Linked DNA regions of Homo sapiens: region 2 is linked to region 1. A link is a loop called in an ENCODE intact Hi-C map of the cell type or tissue named here. Cell type or tissue: A673. All regions are shown on one strand. Links, peaks and the distances in the headings refer to the core of each region. The heading gives the core; the rest is flanking DNA.

The links. Peaks named below come from ENCODE experiments on the same cell type or tissue, not always from the same donor. Only the 100,000 strongest peaks of a DNase experiment are listed, where the experiment ranks them.
Region 2: it touches region 1 in a loop (6-fold over the local background); 60 of 110 quality-filtered maps call a loop at or near these places.

Annotation. Positions count from the first base shown.
Region 1 is chr9:94,208,770-94,218,295 of GRCh38, reverse strand. The region is part of intron 1 of LINC02603 (long intergenic non-protein coding RNA 2603); the gene reads left to right. Among named protein-coding and RNA genes, the nearest start is that of MIRLET7D, 35 kb to the right of the region's middle. RefSeq lists an enhancer at 5,335-5,897. In A673, for the core only: a CTCF peak has its summit at 4,603 (motif pointing right); DNase peaks (open chromatin) are centred at 4,615 and 7,485; H3K27me3 peaks cover 417 bases.
Region 2 is chr9:94,009,655-94,019,180 of GRCh38, reverse strand. No RefSeq gene overlaps it. Among named protein-coding and RNA genes, the nearest start is that of BARX1-DT, 59 kb to the right of the region's middle. In A673, for the core only: a CTCF peak has its summit at 4,921 (motif pointing left); DNase peaks (open chromatin) are centred at 4,010 and 4,910.

The sequences.
Region 1 (9,526 bases), core at 1,012-9,011:
AACTTTGTTCCATTCTCCCCGTCACTTTCAGGTACACCAATGAGACATAGATTTGGTCTTTTCACATAGTCCCATATTTCTTGGAGGCTTTGTTCATTTCTTTTTACTCTTTTTTCTCTAAACTTCTCTTCTCGCTTCATTTCATTCATCTGATCTTCATTCACTGATACCCTTTCTTCCAGTTGATGGAATTGGCTACTGAAGCTTGTGCATGCATCACATAGTTCTCCTGCCATGGTTCTCAGCTCCATCAGGTCATTTAAGGACTTCTCTACACTGTTTATTCTAGTTAGCCATTCGTCTAATCTTTTTTCAAGGGTTTTAACTTATTTGCGATGGGTTCGAACATCCTCCTTTAGCTCAGAGAAGTTTGTTATTACTGATCATCTGAAGCCTTCTTCTCTCAACTTGTCAAAGTCATTCTCCATCCAGCTTTGCTCCATTGCTGGCAAGGAACTGCGTTCCTTTGGAGGAGAGGAGGTGCTCTAATTTTTTGAATTTTCAGCTTTTCTGCTTTGGTTTCTCCCCATCTTTGTGGTTTTATCTACCTTTGGTCTTTGATGATGGTGACATACAGATGGGGTTTTTGTGTGTATGTCCTTTCTGTTTGTTAGTTTTCCTTCTAACAGTCAGGACCCTCAGCTGCAGGTCTGTTGGAGTTTGCTGGAGGCTCACTCCAGACCCTGTTTGCCTGGGTATCACCAGCAGAGGCTGCAGAACAGCAAATACTGCAGAACAGCAAATGTTGCTGTCTGATCGTTCCTCTAGAAGCTTCATCTCAGAGGGGCACCCGACTGTATGAGGTGTTGGTCAACCCCTACTGGGAGGTTCCTCCCAGTTAGACTACTCGGGGGTCAGGGACCCACTTGAGGAGGCAGTCTGTCCATTCTCAGATCTCAAACTCCATGCTGGGAGAACCACTACTCTCTTCAAAGCTGTCAGACAGGGACTTTTAAGTCTGCAGAAGTTTCTGCTGCTTTTTGTTCAGCTATGCCCTGCCCCCAGAGGTGGAGTCTACAGAGGCAGGCAGGCCTCCTTGAGCTTCAGTGGGCTGCACCCAGTTAGAGCTTCCCGGCCGCTTTGTTTACCTACTCAAGCCTCAGCAATGGCAGGTGCCCCTCCCCAAGCCTCATTGCTGCCTTGCAGTTTGATCTCATACTGTTGTGCTAGCAGTAAGCGAGGCTCTGTGGGCGTGGGACCCTCCAAGCCATGTGCGGGATATAATCTCCTGGTGTGCCATTTTCTAAGACCGTTAGAAAAGCAAAGTATTAGGGTGGGAGTGTCCCAATTTTTCCAGGTGCCGTCTGTCACAGCTTCCCTTGGCTAGGAAAGGGAATTCCCTGACCCCTTGTGCTTCCTTGGTGAGGCAACGCCTCACCCTGCTTCAGCTCACACTCCGTGGGCTGCACTCACTGTCCTGCACCCACTGTCCAAAAAGCCGCAGTGAGATGAACCCAGTACCTCAGTTGGAAATGCAGAAATCACCCATCTTCTGCATCGCTCATACTAGGAGCTGTAGACTGGAGCTGTTCCTATTTGGCCATCTTGGAACCTCTGGCAGTTTCTTACAAAGCTAAACATTCACTTCTCATTTGACCCAGAAATTCCACTTCTAGGTATTTTCTCAGGAGAAAGGAAACTTTAAAGACAAATGTTTGGCTGGGCGCAGTGTCTCACGCCTTTAATCCCAGCAATTTGGGAGGCTGAGGCGGGCAGATCACCTGAGGTCAGGAGTTCCAGACCAGCCTGACCAACATGGTGAAACCCCGTTTCTACTAAAAATGCAAAAATTAGCCAGGCATGGTAGTGCATGCCTGTAATCCCAGCTACCAGGGAGGCTGAGGCAGGAGAATCGCCTGAACCCAGGAGGCAGAGGTTGCAGTAAGCCAAGATTATGCCATTGCACTCCAGGCTGGGTAAAAAGGGCGAAACTCCGTCTCGGGGGGAAAAAAAAATACTTGAATGTTCATAGAAGCTTTATTCATAGAAATCCCAAACTGGAAACAAAATGTCCATCACCTGGTAAACAGATAAACTGATATATCTATAGAATATGATATCACTTAACAATTTAAAAAAGGTATTGCAGAAAGTCCTCACTTAACATCAATAGGTTCTTGGAAATAACAACTTTAAGTGAAATGACATATAATGAAACCAATTTTACCATAGGCTAATTGATGTATATAAGAGTTAAGTTCCTATGGCATATTTCTGTCATTAAAACATCATGAAATATCTAAATAAAGACTTCAAATACTTCTAATATTAAACATTGAAATAGAAGTGAGCTATACATACATTTGAGAAAGATTAATAAAAACAAGTAAGATCATTATTTACACAACTTTTGGTGAATCAGTAAGTGACAGTGTTCATAGTGGTGGTGGATTGAATCAAAGAATAAATGTTTGCAAAGCAAAAATTATCAGGAGCATCTCCTACGACCATGCAGTTCAAAAACAATCACAAATACAGAGGGCTTGCTGAGAGCTTTCAGACTGTTTTCTTTGATGTCATGCATTGTAGGATTATCATATACTTTACAGAAATTCTTTTAACAATAATTTGTATTCACTCATTCATCCACTTTCCAACCTGCTTATTCCAGTTCAGGGTTGCAGGTGGCTGGAACCTATCCCAGCAGCTCAGAGTGCAAGGCGGGAGCCAACTCCAGACAGGATGCCGTCCCATCCTGAGCCACACTCATACACCCAAGCTCACTCACACTGGGACCATGTAGATGTAACAATTAACCTAGCGTGTACATCTTTGGGGATGTGGGAGTAATCTGGAATACTCAGAGAAAATCAATCCAGGCGTGGGGAAAATGTGCAAACATCACACAGACAGTGGCCTCAGCAGGGAATTGATTTTTTTTTTCTCGTCAACATTATAGTAAAACAATGTTCGACAAAATATTATTCAAGGATCTGCTGTACTTTGATACATCATACATGCAACAATATGGATGAACTGCATGATCTATATGCAAAGTGAAAATATCCAGACAGAAAAGATTACATTCTATTGCATTTCTATGATATTCTGGAAAAGGCCACTATAATTATAAGGGCAGAATCCAGATCAGTAGTTGTCAGAGGCTGAGGTGGGAGTGGGGAAATTAACTGCTAAGGACCACTAGGGAACTTCCTGGAGTGATGGCAATGTTCTACATCATGATCGTGGTGGTGGTTACAGAACTATACACATTTGTCAAACTGTACACTTAAAATAGTGAATTTTTATATGTAGATTGTATCTTTAAAAGCTGATTTTTAAAAAAGATATTCTTTATCTATCAAAATTACATAGGCACATATCCTTGGGCCCAACAACTCCATTTCAAGAAACTATTCTTGAATAGTATACCCGTATAGTCTATGGATATACTTGCACATGTAAAAATAATATGTGGGGCTGGGCATGGTGGCTCATGCCTGTAATCCCAACATTTTGGGAGGCCAAGGAGGGGAGATTGCTTGAGCCCAGGAGTTTGAGAGTAGCCTAGGCAACATGGTGAAACTGTCTCTACATAAAATACCAAAAATTAGCCACGTGTGGTGGCTCATGCCTGTATCCCAACTACCCAGGAGGCTGAGGTGGGAGGATCCCTTGAGCTTAGGAGGTCGAGGCTGCAGTGAGCTGTGATCACGCTGTTGTAGGACAAACCAGGTTCTTGTCACACGACCAGGAACGATTAGGCTCACAGACACTTTGAAGGGTGAGGGGGAATGGAATTTATTGGGCAGAAAGGAAAAACAACTCAGTAAAGTGAGATGGAGTCCTGCTAACAGGCTCTCCACCTGACTGATTGAATCCCAGGTTACCACACAGGAACAGCAGAGGCCAGGCCCCTCCTGCTACAAACGGTGTTAACTTCCCGAGGCCCCACCCAGTCCTCCCAGTTCGCAGGTGGGCAGTATTCAGAAAGAGTCAGTAGGGCAAAGGGCGGGCTTCATCTGGACCGGCAGTCTGGTTTTTCAGCCTTAAAGGTGGGTGTCGGGGGTCCGAGGGTGGGGGCGTGCCTTGGCTGCCTCCTGTCTCTATCAACGCCACTGCACTCCAGCCTTAAGACTCTGTCTCAAAATAATAATAATAAAGTGTACAAGCTTATCACAGCATTACCTGTGATGCCTCACTAAAGGGGAACTGGGTAGTTAGGATTCGTGGGGATGGGAAACTCTGCTTTTGCATTTTGAAACGTGAATGGATTCATTACTTTGTAAAAAAACAAACAAACAAAAAACAACGAAAAAATCCCCAATATTTTCTAGGCAATTGCCTCGGTCTAGGTACGATACTCTGGTGGCTGGGCCAAGGCTGTCCTCACCTCAGGGCAGCTACGAATTTATCACATGACCCCAAGCTGGTGATTTCCCCTTCTCATCTCCACATCTGTGAAAGATTTCCTCATGTTACAGCCTTTTCACTTTCAAATCTCAGGGCATGTAGATAGGCTTCTCTTCCGGGACTTTGCATCCTTTGCTCTGAACTCTAGGTTGAGGGCACCGAAGGGCGGGAAGGATGTAACTTCTGTCTTCATTGACCTCGACGGGGCCAGCCCAGGGTGGATGCCTGAGGAGTTATTTGACAAAGTAACCACCAGATGGCAGCATGGCTCTGTTTCCAGGAAGCCGAGTCTAAGCCATAAACTCTCCAATGAGGAAGCTATCAGCCGCCACATAGTAATGGCTATTTGAGTTCTTGAAATGTGACTTGTCCTAATTAAGACTATTTTCCATGATGTGTTTATGACACACATGGTACTTTGAAGACTTCATATAAAAAAACTCATTAATGTTTTAATATTGATTACATATTATAATGATAATATTTTGAATATATGGGTTGAGTATCTCTTTTCTATGCTTGGGACCAGAAATGTTTCAAATTTCTGATTTTTTGCGGGGGGTGGGGAGCGGGGGGCTTGACACATTAACATTATACTTACTGGTTGAGCATCCTAATCCCAATATCCAAAATCTGAAATGCTCCAGTGAGCATATCCTTTGAGCATCATGTCAATGCCCATTTTGGGTTTTGGTGCATTTTGAATTTTAGACTTTCAGATTAGGAATACTCAACCTCTATTGGGTTAAATAAAATAAATATATTACAATTATTTTCACCTGCTTTTTATTCTTTTTAACGTAATTACCAGAAAACTTAAACTTACACATGCAGCTCACACTACATTTCTACTGGACAGTGTGCTCTTATAAAACCTTCCAGCAGAACCAGCACAGAGCCAAGGAGCTGATGTGCCTGCCTCTGCTACCAGGTGGAAAGTGACATGGCACATGGATGTCACAGAACTTCTTTACCCTTACAACAGAGCCAGTCCCAGAGGGATGGGTCACAGCAAGGGCCTAGAAAGCAACAAGGGAGCTTCTGACCATCCTGACTGCTCCTCCCCTTAGTTGAGTCTCACAGGCACCCACGTGGGAGAATCAGCCCCCATCAGGAGCTAATAGTGCTGGCCACCATGCAGCACTTTACCTGCATTATCTCACTGGCCCCTCACATCAACCCTATTTCAACAAAGCAACTGAGGATCAGAGAAAGGGAGGTGCTGCCCAAGTTCACCCCGTGAATGAGGAGAAACATGACTATCTGCATCTCCTTTGTTTCTTTCTCTGCATCATACTGCTCTCCTGGAGAGCTCACTGATGGCTCCCAGGAGGCGAAGGGAAGTACCTTCGCAGGTGCCTTCTAATGTACTGGAAATCTGAATCACCAGTTATCTCTGTTCTGTGACCACGGATTGTTTGTGTTTTCTGAAAGACATAAACTGAGTGGCTACTTCTCAGGTGATGCCCACACACTGGACAAGTCTGTGTATGGAATGTGCTGGAGGGAAGGCCAGGGCAGATTAGTGCCTATGCTATGCACTCTTCTTACATTATCTTACTTAATCCACATAGCACTCCTCTAAAGCAGGTGCTGTTATCTCCATTTTACAGCTATGAGGCATAGAGATTTCCATGTAGACAAGCGGAGAGAATGAGATCTTGTGGTCATGTTGCATTCCAGAAGCTTTCTCTGGTCTTCAGGTTGCAGCATCTCAGTGGTATGAGACTGCTGATAGCACTCTTCTGATAGTGAGTGAGGCTGGGCCTCCCAGAGACCATGAGGGGAAGGACATGGGGTGGGAGTGCTGAGAGTCTACCCCAGACTAACTATGGAAACCCTGAGACAGTCTGAGTGAAAACTGAGCCAAGATGTCCTGCAGGGGCACAGGTGGCCATGTCCTTAGCTCTGACATCATGTCCGAGGATTCCTAATTGCCTATTAAACAGGAAGTAGGCATCTTAGACCCACACTCATGGCCTACACAGTCCAGCTAATGTTCCAGTCTCATCTTCAACTCCCCCTTTTTGTGTACCCAACATGCTGTTAGATGGACTGTTTCCTTTTTCCCATATACACCATCATGCTTACCTGTCCCCTGGTCTTCACCCCCATTATTTTCCCCCTGGGAAATGCCCTCTACCACCCAATCTATCAATAGCCCTCTCCATCTTTGTATGTGCTCAGAATTCCAGGCACAGCCAGGGCACTCGTGGGCTAAACATAGCAGTGAGGCATATTTGACACATAAGTTTTGTCTAGCACTGTTAGGAGGCTTGAATGTTAGCATAATTAATCTGGAGTGGTAGAGAGAGTCCCTGGCATTGATAACCAAACAAAGGTCTTTGGACAAGGGAGAGACCTTAAAAGCATGGTGTTTTGTTTTATTTTGTTTTTAATTATTTAAGTAACTCAGTTCTCTTGGCATCTTGTGGAGTATGTAACCAAGGTGAGGCAGAAAACTCAAGTAAGCTATTGAAAGACCACAGAATTCAGTGATCCTGAATGATATCTTTGGCATCACAGACTTGGACTCTAGCCAAGCTCTGATGTATACTGACCATGTGGCCTTGGGCAAGTAACTTCCGGTGTGCCAGGCACATACCATAAGCATGGCATTTCTCACAACAACCCTTATGGAGTTATATACTATTTTTATCTCCAGTTTACAAATAAAGAAACTGAGATTTAGGGATGTTATATTATTTCTCCAACACTACAAAGCTAGTAAGAGCTGGAGTCAGGAATTCATAGACCATATTTGTGATAGGGATAGCACAGATGCCTAAAGTGCCGAGTCAGGCTATCTAGCACATAGAAAGCCCCAGGTGAGAAAAGATGGGCCCAAACCAGAAAGTTGAAGTACCAAAGGGGAGAAGACCTGGGTTCCATAGACAATGAGGCAGTACAAATAAACAAAACTTTTATCGTTAGTAATAACAGGTACATGCCAATGTACATTTTACAGAGCTCATTCACATTCATTATTCCAGAAGAATCTCCCAAGAGACTTGTGAAGCAGACAGGGCACATAATTTTATCTCCATTTTGCAAGTAAAGAAACTAAGGCATTTCTTGTAGAAGGCAGTGCCATTTCCTGCCTAATGTTTCCCTGAGGCTTTTCCCGTTGCCCTATCAATCAGAACACTTGGGGTTGCAATGAGGTTTACCAGACTCTACCCAGCTTAAACAAAAGGGGAGGCTTAGTGGAAAATGGGGATAATTATGCCAAGAGAAAAAAGCCAACCACAAAATGTTACGTACTACATGATTCCATTTATATAAAACTGTTGAAATACTAAAATCATGGAGATGTATATCAGATTAATTGTAACCAGGGATTAGGGATAGGGAAGGAAGGAAGGTAGTTGTGGCTAGAAAAGGTTAGCATAAATGATCCTTCTGATAAAACTGTTTTATATCTTGACTGTGGTGCTGGTCACATAAATCCACACATATGACAAAATCACACAGAACTACACACACACACAAATGTAAAGCTCTTGAGATCTAAATAATAGTGGAGGATTGTATCAATGTCAATTTCCTAGTTGTGATACTGTTCTTACAGTTATACAAGATGTTACTACTGGAAAAAATGCATAAAGGGTATATGTGATCTATCTGTATTATTTCACAGCTGTATGTTAATCTACAGTTATGTTAAAATAAAAAGTTTAAGAAACAACAATACAAAACGTACAAAACACAGGAGAAAATCTTTGTGACCTTAAGTTAGACAAAGGTTCTTGTTTTTCTTTTTTGTTGTTGTTGTTTTTTTTTGAGACGGAGTCTCGCTCTGTCGCCCAGGCTGGAGTGCCGTGGCGCAATCTTGGCTCACTGCAAGCTCCGCCTCCCCCAGGTTCACGTCATTCTCCTGCCTCAGCCTTCCGAGTAGCTGGGACTACAGGCGCCTGCCACCACGCCCGGCTAATTTTTTGTATTTTTAGTAGAGACATCGTTTCACCATGTTGGCCAGGCTGGTCTGGAACTTCTGACCTAAGGTGATCCATCAGTCTTGGCCTCTCAAAATGCTGGGATTACAGGCGTGAGCTACCACGCCTGGCCAGGCAAAGGTTTCTTAGATAAAACACCAAAAGCATGATCCATAAAAGAACTAATTGATAAATTAGTCTTCATCAAAATTAAAACTTCTGATTTTCAAAAGACACTGTGCAGACAATGAAAAAGGCTAACCATTGGCTGGAAAGAAATATTTGCAAAGCAGATATCTGATAAAGAACTTATATCCCAAATATAGAAAGAACTCTTTATATAGTTTAACAGTAACAAGAATACTAACAACTTATTTTTAAAGTAAACAAAAGATGTAAGCAAAATTTTAACAAATAAGATATTTGGATGGCAAATAAGCACGTGTATAAAAGCTCAATACAATTATTTATTAGGGAAATGCAAATAAAAACCACAATGGGATACCAGTAAACACCTATTGTAATGGTTAAAATTAAAAACTAACCATATTTTTTGTTGTCAAGGACGTAGAGGAACTAGAACTCTGATATACAATTGGTGAGAACTGAAAATGGTACAACCACTTTGGGAAACTGAGGCAGTTTCTTTATAAGTTAAACATATAATTACCATATGATCCAGCCATTCTCCTCTTAGGTATTTACCCAAAATGAAATGTATCTCTATATAATACCTGTACACAAATGTTCCTCATAGCTTTGTTTGTAACAGCAAACTGAAAACAATCCAAATGTCCATGTAATGGTGAATGGATAGACTGTGCTCTACCCATATAATGGAATACTACTAAGTAAAAACAATAACAGACTGTTGATACATGCAGTAACATAGAAACATCTCAGTACAGGCTGGGAAACATCTTCTACATCCTTGACATACAAAATATGGTTAGTCTTTAATTTGAGCCACTCCAATAGGTAAAAGAAGCCCGACTTCCCAGTGTATATTATTCCATTCATACAAAACACTAGAAAATGTCAACTAATCAACAGTTATATAAAACAGAGAAGGGGGCCAGGCGTGGTGACTTACACCTGTCATCTCAACACTTTGGGAGGCCGAGGTGGGTGGATCATCTGAGATCAGGAGTTCGAGACCAGCCTGACTAACATGGTGAAACCCTGTCTCAACCCCATCTCTACTAAAAATACAAAAGTTAGCCAGGCATGGTGGCAGG
Region 2 (9,526 bases), core at 1,071-9,070, 200 kb after region 1:
ACTCTTTGTATTATTCCCATTTTATATATGAAGAAACGGAGGCCCAGAGAGGTAAAAGGAACCAAAGTTACCCAGTTAATAAGTGGAGAAATGAAGGGCTGTAACCCTGAACTACAAAGGCCTGTCTGACTACGAAGGCCGAGTAGTTTTCCAGTATTCCTTTATGGCTTCTAAAAAGTTCACATATCACTTTGGCAAGAGAGCTCTAATCATTGTATAGGCATGTGCACACCCGAGGCATTTCAAGTGTGTGTTTATCTTCTAAAATGGAAGAGACCCAGACCCACAGATTGTGCAAGACTACACGAGCCAGAGAGGGCTCATTAACCTCTGTGAATTCCTTCAGCTCAGCTCCCCAGAGAAGAAGGAGCAGATGGTCAGTGTGCTGCTGCTCACTTCCTCAGCTACACAGCTATTGTCTAGAGACAATTTCAAATTGACAGCCTGGCTTAGAATTTCTAGGGACTGTTGGAGCTAGCACATTTAAGTTTAGCTAGAGTCTCACTACTTGCTTATTAATTCTGTTCAGAAGGCAGACACCAGGCTAGTATAGTGGGAAACAGAATTGCATACTAGAAAGTGTTGGATAAGAAGTGAAGAGAACTGGGTTCCAGCTCACTGGTTGGTTGGTTCGTTTCATTTATTCATTCTGCAGATGCTTTTTGAAATATCTGTTATGTGCCAGGCCGTGTGTATTTAGCAACGAAGCGTTGAAGGAGACTATCACATAGTGATTTCTTCTGCTTAAGAAGGAAACAGTTCATGTACTATAATCATCATTCTTAAGCAAGTTGCACAAGGTCTGTGTGCTCCTTTCTCAGAAACTAAGCCACACTGAAGGAAGAGAAAAATGGAGCTCCTACAGATGCTTATGTTGGCTTGCTTTCAGTGGTTTTTTTCAGACAATAGAGAATCTTGCCCTTCAGTGTTCTAAATTTAGAGAGTTGTTACCATAACTCACAATTTCTGCCCTAATGTTCAGAAGCAGGGAGGGGTGGACAGGCTGTGCTCCTTGCTGAAACACTTGCCTGGTCACCTCTGTAGTGCCTTGCTTTAATCTGTAGGACAGTCATCTGAGTTAGGTCCCAACTGTACTAGATGAACCATGTCAGCATGGAGATCCAGGACTGTCCCACAGATTGAAGAAGAATCCCACCTTCAGTGGAGGGTCAGAAGCAGTCCAGATATATCTGAATGTGGCTTTGCATTGCCTTAGATAGGAAATAAATGGCCATTTGAAATACTTTATCTACCATCTGTTTCTTGGTGCTCTAAACTTCCATCTTATTGTCACTAAAAGATAGTAAGGCTCACTCAGACCCTGATTTTGTCACGTCCTTAAGCCTCTAACCTTAAGGATCTTTTTTTCTAGGGGATGCCGTATACTTGTGCACAATACTTCAATTAGACCCTGCCAGGTAGTGCCTTATACCTTAAAAACACTTTCAGACTGGGCGCGGTGGCTCATGCCTGTAATCCCAGCACTTTGGGAGGCCGAGGCGGGCGGATCACCTGAGGTCAGGAGTTCAAGACTAGCCTGGCCAACATGGTAAAACCCCGTCTCTACTAAAAATACAAAAATTAGCTGGGCATGGTGGTGCGCGCCTGTAATCCTAGCTACTCAGGAGGCTGAGGCAGGAGAATCACTCGAACCCAGGAGGCAGAGGTTGCAGTGAGCCAAGATCGTGCCACTGCACTCCAGCCTGGGTGATGGAGAGAGGCTCCATCTCAAAAAAACAAAAAACAAAAAACAGAAAGTCACTTTTGTATCCATTTTCTCTTTAACCCTTACAAAAGGCATGTATAGGCATGTGGGGTATTCTCGTTCTGCAGAGGAAGAAACATAGGCTCAGTGAAATCAGAGATGTTAAGTGGTAACGTTGCTATCAAATCCATGTCTGTATGATTCCCAAATCCTTGCATGGTAGGCAGGAGTCTGTGTCTTCTAAGATTTCCCTCCTTGCCATCCCCATGTACACATTCTATATAATCCTTAGGAGTGTGAATTTGATTGCTTTTACTGCAATGATTACATGGCAGTAAATATTATATGGCACAGCCGATGTTAAGAGAGTATACAGGTGGGCCTGGTCTAATCACATGAGACTTTTAAAACCAGAGAGTTCATTATGGCCAGTAGCAGTGGCAGAAGTCAGAGAGATTAAAAGAATGGGCAGGGCTTGCTGCAATGTTTTTACTTTGATGGAGGAGACGTGAGGAGCTGAGAGCAGTTCACAGCCAATGGCCAGGAACGAAATGGGACCTTTGTCCTGCAACTGGAAGGAACTGAACCTGCCCACAAGAAAGGGCTTAGGCAGGTCTTTCCCAGAGCCTCCAGACTAGAACTCAGCCTGGCTGACACCTTGCTTCACCTTTGTGAGAGCCTGAACAGAGAACCCAGCCAGGCCATGCTGGACTCAGAAGCTACAGAACTGTGAGCTAATGAATGAATATAGTTGTTCACCTCTAAGTTTGTGGTGATGTGTTATGAAGCAATAGAAAACTAACACACCCTGCTTTTTTGGTGAGATCTTGGGACTTGAGACAAGTCTTTGAACTTTTCTGGTCTTAATTTTCACTTGAAAGAGGATTAGATGTGATCTTTAAGGTTCTTTCCAGCTCAGATGACTCTTAAGATTCTTAAAACAGTTTCTCATGAAAAGTAATCTGTATTTTAGGGCCATACTATGGATATGTTGGGAAGATAGAGTTTGTGACTCCTGATTCGAAGGCCATCAGCTCATCTGTGGAAAACTCAGGGAGCACATGGAGGGAATGAGGCTCTTCAACGTCCTGAGGCCCTGTGCTAGAGCTCGGAGGTACCACAGGAATAATGCAAGGTGCCTGCCCTTACACTCTGGGTAGGGAGGCTGAGCATTGGTGTCCATATGAATAAGCAGTGACTACAAAGTAAAGTCCCAGAGGAGGGAGGGAGTCTTGGTTGAAGGATGTAAAGCTTGGGCTGGATTTTAAAGCTAAGTGGTTTGCCAGGCTATTGGTGCTGGAACAGCCCAAATAGAGGTAGCAGCATAAAGGAAGGCATGGGACATGAGTGAGACTGACCGTGTCGGTTATACCTGCTGATTCTAAAGCCCAGGGCAGGCATTGAGTAAATGGGAACTGTTAGCAAATAGATTATTGCTGGAGTATTTGGAGTGGTGAAGCTGGAGAGAGGATTTTGTAAACAGGATACCTCTATGCTGAACACGTTGAGCATCACTCTGATATAACCTCGCTTACTTTATTTTATTTTATTTTATTTTATTTTATTTTATATATTTATGTATTTATTTTTTTGAGACTGAGTCTCACTGTGTCACCCAGGCTGGAGTACAGTGGCGCCCTCTCAGCTGACTGCAACTTCCGCCTCCTGGGTTCAAGCAATTCTCCTGCCTTAGCCTCCCAAGTAGCTGGGACTACAGGCGCCTGCCACCAAGCCCAGCTAATTTTTGTATTTTTAGTAGAGACGGGATTTTACCACGTTGGCCAGGCTGGTCTCTAACTCCTGACCTCAAGTGATCTGCCCGCCTTTGCCTCCCAAAGTGCTGGGATTACAGGCGTGACCCACTGCGCCTGGCTCCTGCTAATTTTAAATCCATGTAATCAATATTTACTAATCCTTTAATCTAGTGCTTATCCCCCCGAAGGATAGTTTTGTTGAGCTTTACTTTCTGTAGTTAAAATGATAAAAATCAATAAGAATATACTGAATATATTCTTCCCAATGACTTCAGAACTTAACCCTGCTCCCACCTGCCACCTAACACAGGATCCTATTAGGCTCTCCTGAAGACTCACTTGTCCAAAATATAACCTTAATGTGAATTACAGAATCACAAGGCTGAAATAACAATTACTGGATTGCAAACTTCCTTTCACTTCTCAATATCACCTAAAACACTCAGCACGGTTTCCTGCACACAGCAGGTGCTCAATGTCTAATTAAATTTAATTGGAGATAAATTGAAATGAGCACACAAAAAAGGAGCAGGGATCCTATTCAGAGCTTCCTGATGGATTGTGTTCAGGCTTTTTGCACACACCAAACCCGAATGGCTGGAAAGCATGGAGCAGCTACAGCACACTTCAGGAGAATGCCACAGTTGACACCCCTGATACTGGAGAGAAGTCATTCAGCTGCCAGAGGGCAGCTGCCGGGAGGAAATCCCCTCTTCACACAAGGACCGAGCTGTTCTATGAGCCACCAGAGATTATTACCACTCAGTTATTATTACTGTAGTTGACTGCTCCATGAGCTGATGGTTAAATTACATTAACAATTATGGAAAATAGTGTGACACTAAAGAATTATTAAGTAGTTCATATGCATTGCTAATCTCCCACCGTTATACAGAATAAAAGACCAGATAAGATAGACAGTTGGTAGCTGCAGGTTTATCTGCTTATTTTTGGTGGGAAGATGTTTTCCCCCTAAAATCTACCATTAATTTATTCATTGACCAAAGGTTTATTGAATACCCACTGTGACTCAAACACTGGGCTGGCCTCTAGGTTTGAACTGCAAAAAAGATCAACATGGTCCCTTGCCCTTATATGAAGCTTAAAATCTAGAAGTTAGAAACTTCAAGAGTGTAAAGTATTTTGATGGCTAAGGGCAAGATGCTCTGGGAGTGAGTGCACAGGGAACAAACCTAGTCCAGGGAGGTGAGGTTCTCTAAGGAAATAATATCTTAGGTGACAACTGAATATGAATGTGAGTTAACAGGGGGAGGGAGGGAGGAAAGGGTGGGAGAGATTTCAGGCCAAAGAAATAACCACACTCTTATAAGTTAGCTCTTATTAAATTGAAAAATCAAGACAATATCTAAAAGAAAAAGGATATTCTAAGTGGAAAAGGCAAAAGTGAGATTTCAGACTTGGATCAACATCATTCCTTTTCCTGAGAATTTTGCCCTCTTGTGGCAGTTACCTGTCAATGACCATACTGTGTCAACAGGTTTCCTTAGATTCCTGGTACTTTTTGAGCTGGAGGTCTTTGCTTTAGAAAAGGACTATTCCATTGGTTTCCAAGTTTTGTTCAGAGGGACACCACTGATTATCTGCTTCCCACATGCGCCCATATTTTGAAAGATTTCTGTCAAACAAAGATACACTGGTTTTTGTTTGTTTTTTGAGAGATGGTCTCACTCTGTCACCAGGCTGGAGTGCAGTGGCATGATCATGGCTCACTGCAGCCTCAACTTTCCAGGCTCAGGTGATCTTCTCACTTCAGCCTCCTGAGTAGCTGGGACTGCAGCACACGTCACCACGCCTGGCTAATTTAAAAAAAATCTTTTGTAGAGATGGGGTCTTGCTATATTGCCCAGCTGGTCTTGAAATCCTGAGCTCCAGCAATCCTCCCACCTCTGTCTGCCAAAGTGCTGGGATTACAGGCATGAACCACCAGGCCATGCCCGATACACTTCCTTTTCCTTTTTTTCTTTTTTTTTCTCTAACTTGATTATCTTGGTTACATTATTAAGTTGATATAATTCTATATAAAAGCAAAGAAATTTGTTTTTGTGTTTTATTTGGCCTTGTAAACTCTAACTCTGCCTTAATAAAGCTATCTTGCCTCTCTGTGGGATCATTTCCTCATCTGAAAATGGAAATGATAAAATAAATATAACAACATCTACTTTTAAGTAACTGTGAGGAAAAATGAGCTGTTAAGAGGGTACTTAGTAAATGTTTATTCCTTTTCTAGCCTTCTCATGGGCAAAAGTTTGGTTTTAGTAAGCTTACTAACCCCCATTCATATCGCTGAGCTCCCTACACCCAAAATTCAGGGATCCCAACCTTGGAGTTTAACCCCAATCTAGTTCAACCTTCTTATTTTATAGATGAAGAAACTAACAGCTAAGAGGAAGGAAGTGACCTCATTTCTGCCCTTGATCTTAATTTGTATATCAGCTTATTTACAGTCATTATTAAAAAACCGGTGAAAATAAGGGCTTAATTTGTATATCAGCTTATTTGCAGTCATTATTTAAAAAAAAAACAACAGTGAAAATAAGGGCCAGGGCCTCCCAGAAATAAAAAGAAGCCCACTGTAGCAGAAGAGTGAGCAAGAGGGAGAAGGCCGTGCAATTAGGTTGAACAGGTAGGCCAGGCTCAGACCACACAGGGCCTTCTGGGCAATTTTAACTATTTTTTTAGTCCCTGTTCTAGGGGCATGGGCATAAATAATGTCAATGTTATCAGTTGAAATTTGGAAACATCTGAACAACTGCATTTAAAATTTTTCATCCGTATGTTTGTAATAGTCAAAAATCACAGGTTTAAAGTTGTAAACTATTGTGTAAGCTGACAACAAGAAATTAATCTGTTTCCAATGAAGATCAGAGCCTAAAACAATGGGCTTAAGTAGACAAAAGAAATTTACATTGGATATGGAGGGCAATTCTTGACTAAATGTTATGTGATACTGGCCATGTTACTGAGGCTTCTCTATCCTGGAAAAGTATATCTAGGCAGCAATATTCTCAGATCGTTACGAATCTGAGGGCTTTAAAACCATGGTCCATGCAAGATGAAGATTTAAACCATCTAAAGAACTTTTAAAATATATTTCAGATATTGGAGTTCCAGTTTGACTTCCTTTTAAAAAAGTTCTGTGGAAAATGGATGCAGAGTTTGAAAATAGCTGGATCTAGAGTATCTTTCATACTAGCTATTAGTCAGTAATGTGATTCTAAAACCTAATTTTGTCTTATATTTATCTTATATTTATCCATTTCAGATCTCTCTCCTGTGCTCCAGAACCCTATATTTAACAGTCATTAGACACCTCTACTTCTTATCCCACAGACTTAACCTTCTAAAACTTGATTTAGTCTTTTTCCTCCTAACTGCTCCTAGCCAAGTGAATGTAACCACCACCATTTATCTGTTAGCCCAAACTGGAAACTGGGGAGCCAATTTTGATCTTTTCCTTTGTCTCCATGCTTACCAGCTATCTGTCTTATGGATTCCAACTCCTCAGAACCACTTGGATTAATTAACTAATTAACTCTTCTTCTCCACTTCTGTTACAGTTGCCCTCCCTAGATCCTCAACAGGGTTACTGCACCTGCTCCCTGAGTGATCTCTCTGTCTAGTCTAGACTGCTTCCAATCCATCTTCTATACTGCTCTCCACCAAGTGAGCTTTCTAAATACAAATCTGATCATGGCACTGCCTCTTTAAATGCTTTCATTGTTTCCCACGTCTGTGAAAAGTCCACACTCCTTAGGATGGTGTGCAAAGTGCTTCACCCTCTCTCTCTAGCATCCTTCCTCCCACTCCATTTCCCTTAATTTTTAAACCTAGCTATGCAAACTTCAGGCACTTTGTCAGATGTGCCAGGCCCTCTCTCACTGTTGCCATGCTGCTCTCTTGGCCCAGAATGTCCCTGCTTTCCCTTCCTCATCCTTCATGATTGAACTTAGTTATTAGTTCTTCCATGAAGCCTTCCCTCAACTTCTCTACCCCAGCCTGAGAAAGGTGCTCATACTATGAAAAGGACTGTGTAATTGTATTTTGCAGTTTACAAAGTTCTTTTACATATATAATCATTTAATTCTTGTAAAAGGATAGATTGGGTAGACTTGTATCCATTTTATAGATGACATACAGAATCATTTAATTCTTTTTCAAAGGCTAGATGGGGTAGATTAACATCCACTTTATAGGCAAGGCTGGGGGAATTGACATCCAAGGCCGGGTGACTGATTAGTGACAGAGCTGGGTTATGGTCAGAGACTGTGGCCTCAGTCTTCTGACTTCAAATGCAGTGCCCTTTTTCATCTAGCCTGCTGAAACAGAATCAGAGGAGAAAGCAGAGGGTGTGCCCTCCAGACTGTGGCAGGCTGCCACAGAAACAGAGAAATCATCCTGCCCGCTTCCACCTCCCCCGGTTCACTCTGATCTAGCCTAGCAGGAAATCTTTTCATGTAGCACAGCATTTCAGGCCGAGCAATGCATTTTTAAACTTTGAAAAATGACATTTCCCCTGACATTTCTGGAAGTACTTCCAAAAATGAAAGCCAATTAACCAGCAACTTTGTTGATTAATTCATTACCTAATTAGGGCTGTGAGGACATTTTGAAATAGTCAGATGAAAGAGGTTGGATAAGAGCACTAAGAACAGAAACTTTTCCTGATGTTTCAGGCTCTGTGGCTTGGGGCCTGGGGAAAATTGTATATTCAGGACAGAAAATGAAGGGGAGGACTTTTCTCTGAGAACAGATTTTAGTGGTCTGATTGAGTTGGCAACATGAAAGCCTGTTGGGGCATAAAGACTGAGAAGAACTCACATCTCCCCCCAGATTTGCCCTGTGGGCTAAATTGTGCCCTCTCCCTACCCAATCCATATGGTGAAGACCTAAACCCTTATGGGACTGTATTGGAGTTGGGGCTTTTAGGAGGTAATTAAATGAGGTCATAAGGGTGGAGTCCTAATGTGACAGGATTGATGGCTTTATAAGAAGAGGAAGAGAGAGACTGCTCACTCCCTCTCCTGGCCGGGCCTGGTGGCTCACACCTGTAATCCCAGAACTTTGAGAGGCCAAGGTGGTCGGATCACCTGAGGTCAGGAGTTCGAGACCAGCCTGGCCAAAATGGCAAAATCCCGTCTCTACTAAAAATACAAAAATCAGCTGGGCATGGTGGCGGGCGCCTGTAATCCCAGCTACTCAGGAGGCTGAGGCAGGAGAATCGCTTGAACCCAGGAGGCGGAGGTTGCAGTGAGCCGAGATTGCACCACGGCACTCCAGGCTGGGGTACAGAGTGAGACTCTGTCAAAAAAAAAAAAAAAAAAAAAGAAAAGAAAAGAAGAGGAAGAGAGAGATTGCTCACTCCCTCTCCCATGCACCAAGGAAAGGCCATGTCAGCACATGGTGAGGTGTCCACTGCAAGCCAGGAAGAGAGCCCTTACCAGGAACCCAAGCAGCTGGGCCTTGATCTTCAACTTCCAGACTCCAGAGCTGTGAAAACAATAAATTTCTGTTGTTTAAGCCACCTAGTGCATGGTATTTTGTTACAGTAGTCCAAGCACACTATAATAATTTCTATGACCACCTCAACCCTGGTACACTAAGAACAGATAGCTCAGCATAGGACTCAAATGGAAAAGCTAGACGGATTTCTGCCCACCCTTGCTTTGTGCCCACATTTAGAGGAGAAGACAGAAGGATTTGGTGCCTTCTTTGCTAGTGGGTGTCCTTCTCTTGACTTTTGTTTGTCTTTTTACATTTATTGCATTCAGATAACTAATTATTTATTCCTTAATGTGTCAGGTGCTGTTCTAATTTTTTTTTTTTTTGAGACTGAGTCTTGCTCTGTTGCCCAGGCTAGAGTGCAGTGGTATGATCTCGGCTCACTGCAACCTGGGTCTCCCGCGTTCAAGCGATTCTCCTGCCTCAGCCTTCCGAGTAGCTGGGATTACAGGCACCTGCCATCACGCCCTGATAATTTTTGTATTTTTAGTAGAGACGGGGTTTCACCATGTTGGCCAGGCTGGTCTCAAACTCCTGACCTCAAGTG